Linked DNA regions of Homo sapiens: region 2 is linked to region 1. A link is an interaction called in ENCODE POLR2A ChIA-PET data of the cell type or tissue named here. Cell type or tissue: B cell. All regions are shown on one strand. Links, peaks and the distances in the headings refer to the core of each region. The heading gives the core; the rest is flanking DNA. Region 1 holds the start of CFAP54 (cilia and flagella associated protein 54). Region 2 overlaps ELK3 (ETS transcription factor ELK3).

What was found. ChIA-PET counts read pairs that join two places held together with the same protein. Peaks named below come from ENCODE experiments on the same cell type or tissue, not always from the same donor. Only the 100,000 strongest peaks of a DNase experiment are listed, where the experiment ranks them.
Region 2: POLR2A ChIA-PET joins it to region 1 with 6 read pairs; 4 of 35 experiments call an interaction of 5 or more read pairs at or near these places.

The regions. Positions count from the first base shown.
Region 1 is chr12:96,481,422-96,490,274 of GRCh38, forward strand. It overlaps CFAP54 (cilia and flagella associated protein 54), which reads left to right and starts at 8,156. Exons shown (of 68, transcript NM_001306084.2): 1 at 8,156-8,505. The coding sequence starts at 8,189. RefSeq lists silencers at 2,955-3,152, 8,010-8,304 and enhancers at 3,921-3,970, 3,981-4,120, 8,195-8,404. In B cell, for the core only: a CTCF peak has its summit at 4,662; a DNase peak (open chromatin) is centred at 3,910.
Region 2 is chr12:96,219,462-96,227,607 of GRCh38, forward strand. ELK3 (ETS transcription factor ELK3) reads left to right here. Exons shown (of 5, transcript NM_005230.4): 2 at 4,104-4,312. The coding sequence starts at 4,106. Among named protein-coding and RNA genes, the nearest start is that of ELK3, 29 kb to the left of the region's middle. RefSeq lists an enhancer at 4,513-4,562. In B cell, for the core only: no CTCF peak of the experiment used is centred there; no DNase peak of the experiment used is centred there.

The DNA.
Region 1 (8,853 bases), core at 2,358-4,857:
TTGTATACTAGACACACCTTATGCAAAGCCTTGGGTTTTCTGTCTTCACTGACTTTCTAGGCCCTCTACCACTTACTGCTTTCCAGCAACTGCTCTGATGACTGCCTCCAGGTTGGAGAAACCCCATCCTGGCCTGCTTGGTTCCACCACCTGAGGCCACTATGTGGCGTTTTTGGCTCCTTTCACCACTTTAAAAAAAATATTGAGATGGGGTCTCACTATGTTGCCAAGGTTGTACTTGAACTCTTGGGTTCAAATGATCCTCCCACCTTGGCCTCCTAAGTAGCTGGGACTATAGCCATGTGCCACTGTGCCCAGTTCCTTTCACTGCTTTTGTTGTTGTTGTTGTTGTTTTTGTTGTTGTTGAGATGGAGTCTTGCTCTGTCACCCAGGCTGGAGTGCAGTGGCATGATCTCAGCTCACTGCAACCTCCACCTCCTGGGTTCAAGTGATTCTCCTGCTTCAGCCTCCCGAGTAGCTGGAATTACAGGCACCTGCCACCACTCCTGGCTAATTGTTATATTTTTAGCAGAGATGGGGTTTCACATGTTGGCCAGGCTGGTTTTGAACTCCTGGTCTCGGGTGATCTTCCCGCCTTGGCCTCCCAAAGTGTTGGGATTGTAGGTGTGAGCCACCGTGCCTGGCCCTTTCACTGCTTTTGAACTGGGATGAAACACTATATCACAAGGTATGAGATTTGGCATCGTCAGTAGCTGCTGAAGGGGCAAGGTGATCCAACCTGGAAGTAGAGTGGTGAATCTTGACCAGGAGAAGGGCAGCAGGTATATTTTCTCTCTACCTTTTCCTCTTACAAACTCCTCTAAGATGTAGTATATAGAGATGTAGATAGCCTGTTGGGACACATCCCGCATGACTGAGCAACTCGTTGTGTTTCTTCATGATGTGAAGAAGGCCGGCATTGTACTTCTTTTCATCTGTCCCTGTCCCACTTTCTTTTCTCTTCATTCTTGCTTCACGGAAATTACACTACTAAGTGAAGCACTAGCACTTAAGCCTTTGCCTCAAACTCTTGTTTTTTAGGAAACTCAGGTTAACACAATAAAGTGAGGTGTAAAAAGTGGACACTCGGCTGGGCATGGTAGCTCACGCCTGTAATCCCAGCAGTTTGGGAGGCCGAGGCGGGTAGATCACCTGAGGTAGGGAGTTCGAGACCAGCCTGACCAACATGGAGAAACCCCGTGGTGGTGCATGCCTGTAATCCCAGCTACTTGGGAGGCTGAGGCAGGAGAATCCCTTGAACTGGGGAGGCAGAGGTTGTGGTGAGCCGAAATAGCACCATTGCACTCCAGCCTGGGCAACAAGAGCAAAACTCCATCTAAAAAGAAAAAAAAAAAAAAGAAAAAAAATTGGACACTCAGGATTAGATTTTAGAGTTGAATTGTCACCTATCTGAAGGCAACAGGGACCTGATTGTCTTAGAGCAGTTAATTCACAACTGAAGGCATGCTCTGAAAGACAGTGCCTCTACTGCAGCTTAGGACAGCTGCAGGGTAGATTTTGCTAAAGACCGGGTCCAGGATCTGATTATACAGCAGAAAGTCCAAGAAAAGGTGGAGGCCGAGAGACCTGAAGTGGAAACATTTAGGTAGACAAGCCCAAGAACTTTGAACCTCTAAATTTCTCTGAGCCCCCTATACTTGCAAAAATAGCCCCTAACCATTTGCCAGAGAAAAACAATCTCTGCTTGCCTGGGGGAACATATAATGACCTAATCTGAAGCAGGTGCCTTTCATGGTGAGACTTGTTTTCCTCAAGATGTGCCCCCAATACACTTCATTGCCTTCTGGCTGGAAAGGAAAGTCAGGTTTCAGCACAGCCTGAGCAGGAAATTACAAGCTCTGCTCTAAGAAGAAATTGCTTACATGGCAAAGGAATTGTGGGATCTGGCTAATAAGTAGTAGCTGAAACTGCAGAGAACATGTGTAGGAGTGAGTCTTGAATATGTTAGACCGGGGCACAGAATGCAAAAGTGACGAGGGTAGAATTCATTAATATGGGAATACTCACCCATGATTCAGAATTCCTAATAACTTAATGAGATGACTTCTTGAAGCATTGATCTGATAATGTTCCACATCAAATGAAGTGGAGATGACAGAACTTCCTTGATATCATATTGAAGAAAAGGTCGGAAGGCTCAAGGAAGTAGGGATGTTATACTGGATTCATTGCATATGTCCTGAGAACCCAGCACCTGGTTTACGGATTAAGAAAATGGGGCACAATGAGGTTAAGTAACTTGGAAGAAGTGAGGATTCAAACCATGCTCTTTGGCCTCAGAATTTGGGCGTTTATTTATTTATGACACAGAGTTTTGCTCTGTTGCCCAGGCTGGAGTGCAATGGTGCCATCTTGGCTCACTGCAAAGTCTGCCTCCTGAGTTCAAGCGATTCTCCTGCCTCAGCCTCCTGAGCAGCTGGGCTTACAGGCACCTGCCACCACGCCCAGCTAATTTTGTGTTTTTAGTAGAGACTAGGTTTCACCATGTTGGTCAGGCTGTTCTCGAATTTCTGGCCTCAAGTGATCTGCCTGCCTCCGCCTCCCAAAGTGCTGGTGATAGGGAAGGTTGGAAGGGAAGTGCTGGGAAAGGAAGGGCATGGTCCCTGGTGAAGGCTCCATCCCCGGCCTGTGCCCATGGACCTAGGTGAGGACAGGCACTTCTGCCTTCATGCCCAAATGTTGCATTTGCCAAGACAACCCTGGCCTGCCACGCCTCTATCCTGTGCCTATAAAAACCCCGAAGACCCTAGCAGGCAGACCTACAGGTGGCTGGACATGGAGAGGAACACATCGGTTGAAAAAGACACAAGAGGCTAGATGTCGAGAGGACGTCAAAGAGAGCACGCCAGCGGAAGAGCACACCGATAGACGTTGGCACGCCGCACGGCCATCCACTGGCAGAACGAGGCAGAGTTTGGCTGGGGCAGTCGGAGGAGAGCCCAGGCCGCTAAGCAGCCCCACTCCAGGGGAAAGCCATCTCCCTTCTGGCTCCCCCATCTGCTGAGAGCTACTTCCATTCAATAAAACCTTGCACTCATTCTCCAGGCCCACGTGTGATCCGGTTCTTCCCGTACACCAAGGCAAGAACCCCGGGATTCAGAAAGCCCTCTGTCCTTGCGATAAGGCAGGGGTCTAACTGAGCTAGCAAGCTGCCTATGGATGACTAAACTAAAAGAGCACCCTGTAACACATGCCCACTGGGGCTTCAGCTGTAAACATTTACCCCTAGACACTGCCTTGGGGTCAGAACCCCACAGCCTGCCTGTCTGTATACTCCCCTAGAGGTTTGAGCAGCGGGGCACTCAAGAAGCGATCCACACCCCCATCGCACGCCCTGCAAGGGGGACAAGGGAACTTTTCCGTTTCACTGGGATTACAGGTGTGAGCCACTGCGTGGGCTTTTAACATCTTTAATGTACTGTTTTTTTTTTTTTTTTTTTTTTTTTAAACAAAGCCTCTCTTGGCCGGGTGCAGTGGCTCACGGCTGTAATCCCAGCATTTTGGGAGGCTGAGGCAGGTGGATCACCTGCGGTCAGGAGTTCGAGACCAGCCTGGCCAACATGGTGAAACCCCATCTCTACTAAAAAACACAAAAATTAGCTGGGCGTGGTGGCGGGCGCCTGTAATCCCAGCTACTCGGGAGGCTGAGGCAGGAGAATCGCTTGAACCCGGGAGGCAGAGGTTGCAGTGAGTTGAGATTGTGCCATTGCACTCCAGCCTGGGCGATAAGAGTGAAAATCTGTCTCAAAAACAAAACAAAACCACAAAACCTCTCTCCTGAATACAGAACCAAGTCAAAACCAAGTCAGAATTACTCAGCATACCTTCCAACTCCCCATTGTATTTGATCACACTTCCCTTTCTGCCTCATCTTCTGCCTCCGGATCTATGGCAGCCTGTGGCTCACCACACTAGACAGCTTGTTTATTTAGACTTGCTGTATGTGTTTATGGCTTTGTACCTTACTCAGGCTTTTCTCTCAGTCAGGCATATCCTTCTAAATGCTCTTCATCTTTTTTTTTCTTTTTCTTCATTTGCTCATTCCAACAAAGATGTATTGAGCTGTACTCTGTGCCAGGTGCCAGATTTGGGTGCTAGGTTACCATGGGAAGAAGGTAAATGCTTGTTGCAAGGGTCTTTCTGTGAGTGAGAGGCATTTACGGTCTGGGGCTAAAACATCATCTCCTCTAGAATTCTCTGTTCTCTTTCCAGTTCCGAGATTCATCTTAGAACTCCCACAGTCTTCCTTCCCCCTTGCCCTCCCCTCCCCTGCCCCTCCCCTCCTCTCTCTTTTTTTTGAGAAAAGATCTTGCTCTGTAGCTCAGACTGGAATACAGTGGGGTGATTATAGCTCACTGCAGCCTCAAACTCCTGGCTCAAGTGATCTTTCTGCCTCAGCCTCTTGAGTAGCTGGGATTTCAGGTGCATGTGACCATGCCAGGCTAATTAAAAAAATTTTTTTTAAAAATCAGAGACAGGGTCTCACTGTGTTGCCCAGGCTGGTCTCAAACTCCTGGCCTCAAGCAATCCACCCACCTCGGCCTCCCAAAGTATTGAGATCACAGGCGTGAGTGACCACACCTGGCGGTCCCACATTTCTTAAAACCTTTCTCACAGCACATTCCACAGCATGCCTTTTCTTTTCTTTTTTCTTTTCTTTTCTTTTCCTTTCCTTTCCTTTCTTTTCTCTTTTCTTTTCTTTCTTTCTTTCTTTCTTTCTTTCTTTCTTTCTTTCTTTCTTTCTTTCTTTTCTCTCTTTCTTTCTTTTTCTTTTCCTTTTTTTTTTTTTTCTTTGAGATGGAGTCTCACTTTGTCACCCAGCCTGGGGTGCAGTGGCGCGATCTCGGCTCACTGCAACCTCGCCTCCTGGGATCAAGTGATTCTCCTGCCTCAGCCTCCTAAGTAGCAGGGATTACAGGCACATGCCACCATGTCCAGCTAATCCATAGCATGCCTTTTAATTATGATTATTTGAGTTTGTGTTATCTGCTTCCTGTAGGGAATGTATGGGTTCATCTATGCCTTGTATGGACACTAACAAAATGGTTGCATTTATCTGAATAAATGGATGAAGAAGTTTTAAAAAGTCTACATATTAGGTAGATCATATATATTGTATCTATTTGGGATAGTCCAAATGATTAACAACTAAATTGAGAATTGAAAGAGCACTAACCTTGCATATTCTTTAACAGTCAGTAGCTTTAGATAAAAAAGACTTTCGAATGGGCAAAAAGCTTCCCTGCAGCCTGCGAAGATGTTAATTATAAGAAATAGCAATTTACATTATTTATAAGGAAGCTATTTACAGTACTTAGGCTTGTCAGACACAGTAGTTGCACAGCTCCATTCTTTCATTACAGTGAGAAGAATAAAGCAAAGTGACAAGGAAAGAGAAAGATATTATAATGGCTGCATCTAATTACAAGGAAGATAACACCTCTAAAATGTTAAAAATGCCTCAAATTCAATTTATTTATTTTATTTTTATTATTTATTTATTTATTTATTTATTTATTTATTTATTTATTTTGAGATGGGGTCTAGCTCTGTCGCTAAGGCTGGAGTGAAGTGGCATGATCTCGGCTCACTGCAACCTCCACCTCCCGGGTTCAGGCGATTCTCCTGCTTCAGTCTCCTGAGTAGCTGGGATTACAGGTGTCCGACACCACGCCCAGCTAATATTTGTGTTTTCAGTAGAGACGGGATTTCAACATGTTGGCTAGGCTGGTCTCGAACTCCTGACGTCAAGTGATTCGCCCACCTGAGCCTCCTGAAGTGCTGGGATTACAGGCGTGAGCCACGACACCCAGCCAATTTAATTTAAACTAAATAAAATGTAAACTTCCATCTTATCATAATGATGATTCAGAATATAACACCCATTTAAATATTCAGACAAGCTTCCAAAAACTACTGCAAGTTAAGCATTGTTAGCTTTAGTGTGTGCAAGGGGGAAAGTGACTAAGATGCAATGTTTCATAATTCAGGTATTTGAATTTGCTTAGTCACATTTTCTTTTACCAGTGACTTTGAAATACAAGTGTCTGCCCTATGATAAAGTTTGTTTGTGACAGTAGCCAGATTAGAAGGAAAAACACCACTTTGTCTTTTATTTTTTTCTTTCCTTTTCTGTGACCACTTTAATTAATTTTATCCTGCTGTTTCACTTTCATCAATATAATAGATAGCACTCAGTGGCAAATTACACCAGTTTTTGATCTGCAATGGACAAGTCTGCCATGTTAGAGCAAGAAAAAGATGAGAAAAAAGAGAATTTACCAAGCCGACTTTTAAAAATGTCTATTAATATTTTTGTAAATGCCCAGTGATTATTTCTCTAGGACTACATTCTTTAAAGCCTTACAATTTTTGTTGTTCACTTAGAGAACAAGATAAAATCTTTGTTGATCAAAGGATGATATCTACATCCTGATTAGAGAATTGGACTCCTACAGTGAGGTGTCATTGCGTCTCACTGCTTGCCAGGAAGTTTCTCTGGCTATAATTAACTGTGCCGATGAGCAAAATTATTTTCCTTCAAAGAATATTAGGGTACAGTAGACATGACATATTAGGCCAGCCTCACAAATTAGCACAGGCCCACAGAGCCTGCATAAAATTAGGTCAGACTTGAAAGATATCAGGCTGTGGTCCAATAAGCTTCTTAGTCTGAAATGGAAAATTGGGTTCACAGGGTGTTAGGGTCACTGTCTTTATTTAAGTGTGATAGAACTGGTAACAATTTTCAGGGTTAAAGACTGATTTTTCTAAGCCACCAAATATTTCTGGTTCTTCTCTTAGATAATTTATTGTGTTGCATAATTTATAGAAAAGAAGGTTCTCCATTTTCTCAATACTCATACTTTAATAAATTTAACTCTGACTTTTGCCTATAATACACAGGCTAAGAATAAACTCCCCAAGTATTTCCCTGGAGGTCTGTAGTTTCCCCATCAGAAGTAAAGTCTCCTAAAAGCCCTGTTTAAAATGCAAAGTATTTTGAGAGTTAACACTTCAGGCCACTAGTATGTATTAATGTCCTATGGTTAAGGTTGAGCAAAATGCACATTAATTTAGAATACAGAGATAATTAAAGTAAGGCTGGAATGTGCATAAATAGATGTAATCATAATTATTAGAGGCATAGACATCATGTCCACAGTTACAGACCTCAAGGTACAAATAGAGGAAAGAGAATGGATCAGCTGCATATTCAGTACTCCCTGGCTATCTGTGGGGGACTAGTTCCATGACACCCGCAGATACCAAAATCTGTGGATGCTCAAGCCTCTGATATGAAATGCTGTAGTATTTGCATATAATTTGTGCACATCCTTCAGGATGTTTTAAATCATCTCTAGATAACTAGTAATACCTAATACAGTATAAATGCCATGTAAATAGTTGTATTTTGTGTTATTTTTATTGTTGTATTGTTATTTCTAATTTTGTTCTGAATATTTACAATCTGGAGTTGCTTGAATCCACAGATGAAGAACCCGAGATTTGGAGGGCCAACTGTATTTGATTCTTAAACTGCTTGTCAGATATTTCTCTAATTTCAATTTGATTAATAAGCTTTGTTTTGGGGAGTGATCAATACAGCCTATTCATTTTGAGCACAGGCTTTGGAGTCACAAGTTCCCTTTGGAGGACCTGGTCGCTGACACTACGGTTGTACGCTGACTTTTGTCAAATGACTTAACCTCCTTGAGCTTTGGTTTCCTAAACTGTGAGATGGATATACTAATAGTATCCTAAGTTGTAAAGTAGTTATGATGATTAAATGAGATAAATGAAAGTACATGTTTCAAATGCTTAATGCCTGACACACGTTAATGGTCATGGTCGTCATCATTATCGTTATTAAGTGGCCAACATGGATAAAGAGTATAGTCTGGATTTGTGACCTTAAATTTTTGGCTCTAATATTCGCCAGCGCTCTGCTCAGAACATTCTCTGTTCGCATTTCATACAGCGGTGCCAGCGCACAACCAGGCAACGCCCTCAGGAGCATCATTGTTTTCTGGACCTGGTTCTTTCTCGCTCTGCCCTCCAGGGGCCGCTGTGTTTCTCGGAATGCGCGCGGGATGCCCGGTTGCCACGAGACCGTCGCCAGGCAACCGCGTGTACACATACTCCAGGCGGGCCGGGGCGCGTCAATATGGCGGCGCAGGGCTCCCCCTCGAGCTCTCCGTCAGACGACTCTACCACCTCGGGGTCTCTGCCAGAACTGCCGCCGACCTCCACCGCGACTTCGAGGTCGCCCCCAGAGTCGAAGGGGAGCTCCCGGAGCTCGCTGCTTCAGTGGACCTGCCCCGAGGACTCATTGCCCCTAGCCGTGTTTTATGGGCCGCTGGACGCGAAAAACCCGCTCCTGGCCTCTTGTGAGAAGGAGATCCAGGAGTTGTTAGGCTTTATGAGGAAAAAGAAGGCTTTAGCCACCACGGAGGAAGAGAAGCACGAATTCCGCCGGCGTTGGTAAGCGCTGGCGGGGCACTGGGGAGGGCGCCGGCCAGAGGAGGGACCCCTGGAAAGGGCTGGAGGATGCAGGTGGTGGCCCCAGAGATGGTTCAGCGTTGCGGACGCAGGGGCTGGCTGAAGGGCCCAGGAGAGACAAAGTTTAAGAAGTGGAGACTCGTCGCTCTTAACAATCCTTAATTCCTGGGAGCTGTTATATCTTGGCTTCCTGCTCAGGTCAAAATAAAAATCTACACAGAAATGTTTCATAACTCACCATTTGTTATTTGACCAGAAAAGAAAGATGGTAACATAAGCAGGAAAGAACCTTAAAAAGAGTTCGCAGTTTGCAGTAATAACATGGTGATA
Region 2 (8,146 bases), core at 2-2,501, 260 kb before region 1:
AGGCGCAGTGGAATGTACAGTGTGATTGTATGTGAAAATAGTTGTGTAAATTATGAAACTTGATCTCATAGTTAAACTACGTCGAGTGGAACGAAAACAATATGGAGAGCGCTGTGGCAGCTGGTGGCCCACTGCCCACCTGTCCCCCTACCCAAACCTCTGCCACAGACAACCACGCATTTTCATCATGCAGATGGCTCTGGCCAGAGAGGATGGTGGGTCCCAGAGCTGCCTGGGGGCTCCACGATACCCCAGAGTGACTTCTGAGCGTAGACAGGAGTGACTGATCTTTGTAGATGCAATGATAAGCTCACAGGAAAGTAGTTTTTCGACTTAGCTCTGAGTAATGTCTGGCTGCGATTTCCACCGGGAAGGCTACATGACTGCCCAGTCATCGAAACTGGTGGATCCACCAGGTTGAAGGAGTGGCTCAAGAGAGCGCGAGAAGAGGAGAACGAGGCCCTCAGCACGGGGCGAGGCTGGGCATGCCTCAGACAGGAGAGGCTGGAGCCCTTAGTCACCTCCGCCGGAGCAGTGTTGCGCATAGCAACCCCTCTGAGTAATCCTCTGATGATCCCCTGTGCCTGCAGCTGCCACCCAAGCTCTGCAGCTTGGTTGAACTGTGGGGGCATTTCTGTGATTCCTAGTGAACAGCTCTTGCCTTCTCTAGGCGAGTTCCTTTATTCCAGAAATCTGGGAGGCCCTGAAGCAGTAGGTCCCCATCCCCACCACTGCTCCTCTGCCTGTTCCCTTTCTACTCTTTCACCTGTCCTTTTTGTCCTTTTTCTTTCTTTCTCTCCTTCTACCTTTGCCTGAGGTTATGGCCATAGCACCCATGGCTGCCACTTAGCCCATGTGTGGCCTCTGAGTAAAAATGTGATCAGCCGATCCCTCCACACCTAGTAGCATACTTTTTCGTGATTTTTTTTTTTTTTTTTTTTTTGAGATGGAGTTTCGCTCTTGTTGTCCAGGCTGGAGTGCAGTGGCGCGATCTTGGCTTACTGCAACCTCTGCCTCCTGGGTTCAAGCTATTCTCCTGCCTCAGCCTCCCAAGTAGCTGTGATTATAAGCGCGGGCCACCACGCCCAGCTGGTTTTTTGTATTTTTAGTAGAGATGGGATTTCATCATGTTGGCCAGGCTGGTCTTGAACTCCTCCTGACCTCAGGTAATCCACCTGCCTCAGCCTCCCAAAGTGCTGGGATTACAGGCGTGAGCCACCACAGCCGGCCTTTCTCATGATTTTGAACACAAGCTCTAGAGCATAAAGATAACAGCACCCCAGCAAAGGGAGAATTTTTTTTTTAAACAAAGACATCATGTATTTTAATAGTCAGCTTTTGCTGCAGTGGTGCTGTGTAACCAGTTGCCCCAAGATCACTGGCTTACAGTGGCATTTATTTTTCTCACAAGTCAGTGTCACGGATGCTGCTTCAGATGATGGGCGGGTGGGGCTTGGCTTCGGACTTTGGGTTGAGTTCAGGTCACCTCCATGTGTCTCATTCTGGGGCAGCAGCTTCCTGGCAGCATAGCACAGGAGGAAAAGTGCCAACTTATGATGCCTCCAAGACCCCAACTCGGCAATGGGATGCTGTCACTTTCCCGTGTCAGTCTCCTGGCCAAATGCAATCACATGGCAAAGCCCCAATGTCAGCACTCCTCCCACAGCCACTCCAGTGCAGGGCTACACAGTCACCTAAGGAGAGGGCAGTTGAGAACATTTAACAAGTCTGCCATATGGGTTCTCATAAGTCATGCCCAGAACATGGTCTCTGACACATGGGGTTGGATTGCAATGAAAAGTGATTCTGTGATGCACAAGAAGCTCCGAGGAGGCCAGGCAGGTGGAAATGCTAAGTGTAGTAAAATACATGGATAGATGTTTCTGCTGCCCTCCTGTCCCATTCGGAACGTGATGTCAGTTAAAAGTGGGGGGTGGCGGTGGCCGACCACTTTCCCACCTGGCATGTGAGCAGAGGCCCCACAGTCCCTTCCCTGCAGACCTCCAAACCCACCGGCAGCCTTCTGCCCTCAGGAGCAGATTCATCTGAGCAGGCACTTAAAGTTTCAAAGATATGTTAAAGCTGACTGACTGACATGTTTGGCCAAGAAAATCTCAAGAATTTGCGACAACTGTTAGCCGTTCTTAGTGCCAGTGAAGAGAAGAAAGTTGTGGCTCATATCCAAGTCATCAGAAGGGTGGTTCATAGGAGGAGTTGGGACTCGTCAGCTGCCATGCATCCCAGCAAAGTGGGGGCTTGCAAGATTTGTGAGATGCAGAGGTGGTTTTGACCCAGCAGTGAAATGACTGTCTTACAGACCATTGTGGTTAATACTGATTTCTGTAAAGAATATCCCCTTTAAAGAGCCCTAAATAAAATGCCCTGTGGGTAATTGGAGAGCACTCCTAGTCTACTTTCCTTTAATTGAGAGGAGTTGTGGGGTTGACAATATTGGTACAAATAACCCTCCCCAAGGCAATTATTCTGGCTTCCAGGTCTCCCAGAGCTGCCCCCTGGGTTGCGGTCACTCCAGGTTCAGTCCCCTGCCCCCCGCCCACCAGGACTTCAGTGTCTCCCTCCTATCCAAGGGGATGATCCCTAGCTCTCTGTGCCACTCACAACAGTTGATCCGTGGCAAAGCTTTTGAGGCCAGTCTAACCACCTTTTTTTAAATGTAATGAGGATTGATAACACAAATGGATTATTATTATTATTACTACTTAGAATCAATACCTATTGTCATGAAAGTCCTCAAAGGCCTGAAATTGAGAAACTGCCCAGGAGTGGGGAAAAACTTCCTTGAGAAGGCCCTATTTGAGCTGGGTCACAATGGATGAGAAAGAGTTCACCAGGCTCCAAAGCTAAGGAACAGCATTTTAGCCAGAAGAAATAGCATTTAAAAAGTTCACACCAGAGTTGAAGGAAAAGGATAACATTGTATATATAGGTTTTTGTCTCTTCATGGGAGAAATTGCTTTTCCCATCTGTGCATCTGTGATGGTGGGCTTTGACCTGCAGCATGGTGAGTGCCGGGAAAGGGAAGGTCTCTGCAATTGGCAGTGATTGTTCGGTTTCACAAGCATCCACGGACTGGGCAGCTTTGAGCATTGTATGGGTTATCAGAGTGCTGGCAATACAAAATAATCCAGCAAAGTCCTTTCCTCGTGAAGCTCATCACAGTAGGAAAGGCAGTTACACTTAGACATATACCACAACCACAGGAGAGATATTCCAGGCACCTGTATAAAGTATGGGGTCCAGCATTTTAGTTAGAGACCGACTATATTAGTTCTTTCTCACATTGCTATAGAGAAATACCCCAGACTGTATAATTTATAAAGAAAAGCGGTTTAATGGGCTCACAGTTCTGCAGGCTGTACAGGAAGCATGATGCTGGCATCTGCTGGGTTTCTGGGGAGGCCTCAGGAAACCTGCAATCATGGCAGAAGGCAAAAGGGGAGCAGGCGTGTCACATGGCCGGAGCAAGAGCAAGAAAGCGAGGGTCAAGGTGCCACACACTGTTAAATGACCAGATCTCATGAGAACTCAGTCACTAACTCAAGGATGGTACCAAGGGAGATGGTGCTAAACCATTCATGAGAAATCCACCCTTAGGATCCAGTCACTTCCCACCAGGCCCCACCTCCAACGTTGGGGATTACAATTCAACATGAGATTTGGGCGGGGCACACATCCAAACTATATCACGGACCCACAAAGAAATTGATGGGATGGGCGGGAATAGACACTTGTGTTAAGTGGGGAATGGTTTGAATGGGGACTCATTCTGCAAGTGGTCATGTCATTAATCATTGTTCTGCATCATTCCCCATGCATCGCTGTCACTCGTGGGGACATGTGGTGAATAGAGGAGGATCACAGGGCCTCCCTGTATTTCTGAATTGTGGCTCCTTACAGAAATGCAGCCAGGAAGCTCCTGGTTCAGAGTGGCCCCTTGAGATGGAAGTGAAAGCTACTTTTTATTAGGTTCACTGGGGGAAGGAGGGGACAGCTGAGTTGCCCATTCTGAAGCCCCCTCTCTCCTCGCCAAGTTTGGTCGGCATCGTGACCAGCAGCTCTGACCTGGCCTCCTCTCCCTGCAGGTATGGAGAGTGCAATCACGCTGTGGCAGTTCCTGTTGCAGTTGCTGCTGGATCAGAAACATGAGCATTTGATCTGCTGGACCTCGAACGATGGTGAATTCAAGCTCCTCAAAGCAGAAGAAGTGGCCAAGCTGTGGGGACTCCGAAAAAACAAAACAAATATGAACTATGATAAGCTGAGCAGAGCCCTGCGATACTATTATGACAAGGTAAACCCTTGACCTTGCATGGGGCCGTCTTGGGGAGGGTGGAATCCCCTCTGCGTAGTTCACTGATGAAAGAAAATAATAGCGTGCTATGAATCAAGTTAGAAAATAAAATAGGGGCAGTGCATACCTTCTTTTTGGAGAAAAGCTGTGCTGTAGGGATTTTCCCCACCCTCTGGACGCCCTTTGGATATTACTGAGGGTCACATTTTGTTTCTTCTGCATTTTCGTCTGAGTTTGCTGAAGAACTTTGCTCACAATACAAATGAGATGCAGGCAGGCTCTGGGGCTTTCCTCATGTTGAATTGCTTGAATGACACAATGCGTGTTAAAATCCGGAAAGTCTGTTTATCCTGTCTGGTTTGTGGTTCAATTAAAGGGACCTTTCCTGGAAGGTGGTAGCTTTGGCAGATTATTTTTTAACAATTCAGTGCCTCAGTATCCTCGTTTATAAAACAGGAATCAGCATAGGAATAATAATAGGAATAGGAATCCTGTCTCAGGATTGTGGTGATGACCGACCGAGCCATTACATGTAAGTACTTAGAACGCTGCTAATAGGAGTAGGAATCCTGTCTCAGGATTGTGATGACCAACCGAGCCATTACGTGTAAGTACTTAGAACACTGCTAATAGGAGTAGGAATCCTGTCTCAGGATTGTGGTGATGACCGACCGAGCCATTACATATAAGTACTTAGAACACTGCTTGGTATGTGGTGCTTGCAACTTCATGGGAAACTTCCCTAATTGGAAGAAAAAACATGTTCATTTTTAAGTCATAGAGATGAGGCAGAGTGCCTTGATAAGTGATAATATAGCGTAGTTGCCAAAACCAGGACAGTTGGAGTGAGTTTTAATGCATTTCTGGAAAAGCAGTTTTAATGTGCTTGCTAGGGCAAAATTATTGCTGTTTAGGAGAACCATTTCAGGCCTTAATTGTTAGCCATTTCAGTTTGAATCTGTTGTTGCTGAATATTTAGCCTCTAAGACATAAAGGCATAGAGCCATGATAATGGTAAGCTTTTGTTCTGGTTTTATTGTTCATATTAAAAGGTGAATTAAAAACTGATTTAAATATTAGTTCCTGATCTATATTTAGGGTATGCCGTCTGCCAACCCCTTTGGAATTCAAGACATAAGGATTATACGTTTCAGGAAGTAGAGACATCATTAATTATAAAGTGTTCCTTTATGTGATCGTAATTGCACGTGATTGTGTCATTGAAATGCTAAAGGTGCTCTCCTTTAACGTAGCAATTAATTAATCCTGACTTACTGCAGAGTCCTACTAAGATATAAAAGCACTTCTTGCAAATTGCACTGTCTGAAAGCCTCGCAGATGGCTTATTGTTTTGCGTGTTTTCCCAGGTTCTAAATTCTGCAGTGGGAACTGGGGCCGCTGAAGGAAAACACTCCCGTTGCCTGCTGGCAGAGTGCCTAAAAGCTGGGCTTTGAGACTCAAAAAGCATTTTCATTGTTTTCAATCAAGGTATCAAAAAAAGAAGTCCTCCCTCTGTGTCTGGGACTTGACTCATCTCTTCCCTGGCCTGGGCCTGGGGGCTTAAGGGTTGTGTCTCTTTAGCATGAAGGGTTGTCCTGGGCTGGAAATGACTGCTCACAAAATTAGCAAAGCCATTCCTGTTTAGACTATATCTTATCTCCCTTGGGCAGATTTTAAAATCTCTAGAGAGAGCAGTTTCATAGCCTTCAGTCAACAAGTATGTTCTGGCACTTTCTGTCAGACGTCTAAGGTGCTGTGCTGAGCACTTCTTCCCCTTGTCTCCTTTAAACTTTACAACAACCCCATAGACAGGTGCTGCTGTCATCATCCTCCTTATACACATGAGAACGTGGAGGCTTGGATGAGAAACCTGCCCAGGTGCACACAGCCAGTGAGCAGCAGAGCCCGGATTTGAACCCAGCTGGTCCACCCAGGTTCCCAGCCAAAAGGCACACACACACCCTGCCTTCTGGGCCATTCATTTCCTTTGCCTTTGAGTGTCTTGAGTTCCAGGTAGGCAGTCAGGCTGTCCAAAGGGTATTACAACCTAAGAAGTTTTGTTTATTACCAAGAGCCTCAGGCTGGGCATAGTGCCTCACACCTAATCCCAGCACTTTGGGAGGCTGAGGCAGGAGGATCACTTGAGTCCAGGAGTCTGAGACCAGCCTGGGCAACATGGTGAGACCCTGTCACAACAAAGAATTAAAAATTAGCCGAGTGTGGAAGTGCATGCCTGTAGTCTCAGCTACTTGGGAGGCTGAGGTGGGAGGATCATTTGAGCCTGGGAGTTTGAGACTGCAGTGAGCTCTGATTGCACCACTGCACTCCAGCTTGGGCAATAGAGGGAGATCCTGTCTCTTAAAAAGAAAAAAAAAAGGAAAGAAACAAATTCAGTACTGAAAAATCCCAGCAAACGATGTGTATCAGGTAGAGCCCAAGGTCAGGAGTCCAGGTGGCTGGTGTGGCCTGCCTGCCTGCACTGCCCCTTTCTCTCTTGCCAGGCAGAGCATGGGGGCTGGCCACATGACCTTTGAGCAGCCCCAGGCATCAAGCTGGAGCTGGCAGTAAGGGCAGGAGCAGCCTCCTATCCTGTTGTATCATGTAGACTTTGGCCACCAGAAGAAATTGCTCCATGTCTTTCCTTCTACAGATATACCTGTCCACATGCACACACACACACAAGTATACACATACACACCTGTCCACATGCACACAGAGATGTCCACATGTGCACACCCATGCCCACACAGATGTCCACATGTCCACACAGATGTCCACATGTGCACACCCATGCCCACATGCACACACAGATGTCCACATGCACACACACATATGCCCACATGCACACAGGCACACACACCCACTTGCACATACATATCCACATGCACACGTGGCCACTGCCATATGCACAGACATGTGCACACGCATACATGTACATGTGCACGCATGGCTGGTTAATTCTTGCTTATAAAATGCTCTCAAGTGATGAGCAAGACGGAAAGTTAGACTCTTAATACAGTTTAAAAAGAAAAGAAGGAGAGGGGGAGGAAGATAAGAAGAAAAGAGATGGTTGAGGGAAATGGAGGGGAGAGGAAAAAAAGAGGGGATGGAGAAGGAGGAAGAAGAGGAGGCATGTCAAAAAGAGATGACGAAAACTACACTCTATTTGACATTTTCCGATGACCTCTTTCTTCCTTCCGTTTTGCCAGTGTCACTCTGTGATGATAGGTGTAAGTTGACTGTGTGCATTGCCCGTCTGTGACCGTTTTCGACTCACAGAAATGGCAGTCTGAAGTGGCTCGGCCTCTTGCTTGAGAGACAGATTGGAGCAGAGTCTTTGTGGATGCAAAGCCACCTGGGCCACTGCCGTGTGTGCCACCCTGAACTTCAAGCTGCCCTGAACCGCGTGCGTTTCTCAGTGTCACGTACAGCTCGGCCTGACCGTTTGCCTTTTAGTGTTCTCTTCCTTCTCGGTGTCCTCCTCCTCTTCCTCACTAACATTCATCCAGAGCCTTTCAGTGCAGAAATCAGGTAGCTGCTGAACTCGGCAGCTGCGTCCTTTTTCCCATCATCTCTTCTGTCCTTTGCTAGCTGTCATTTCTTCCCTCTTGGCTTCAACTGCACATCCCTGGGTTTGTCCTAATAGGGAATTTTTCCCACTTGAGTAGACAAGCATGAGAATATCATTATTTTTATATGTTATATGTTATATTTTTAGCAGAGAAAAAAGTGGAAAATGTGTGCAAACTTGCAGAAGGCCCCCCGGAGGAGGGTCGTCCCTGTGCCCATGCTGTCAGGAAGGCCCCGGAGGAGGGTCGTCCCTGTGCCCATGCG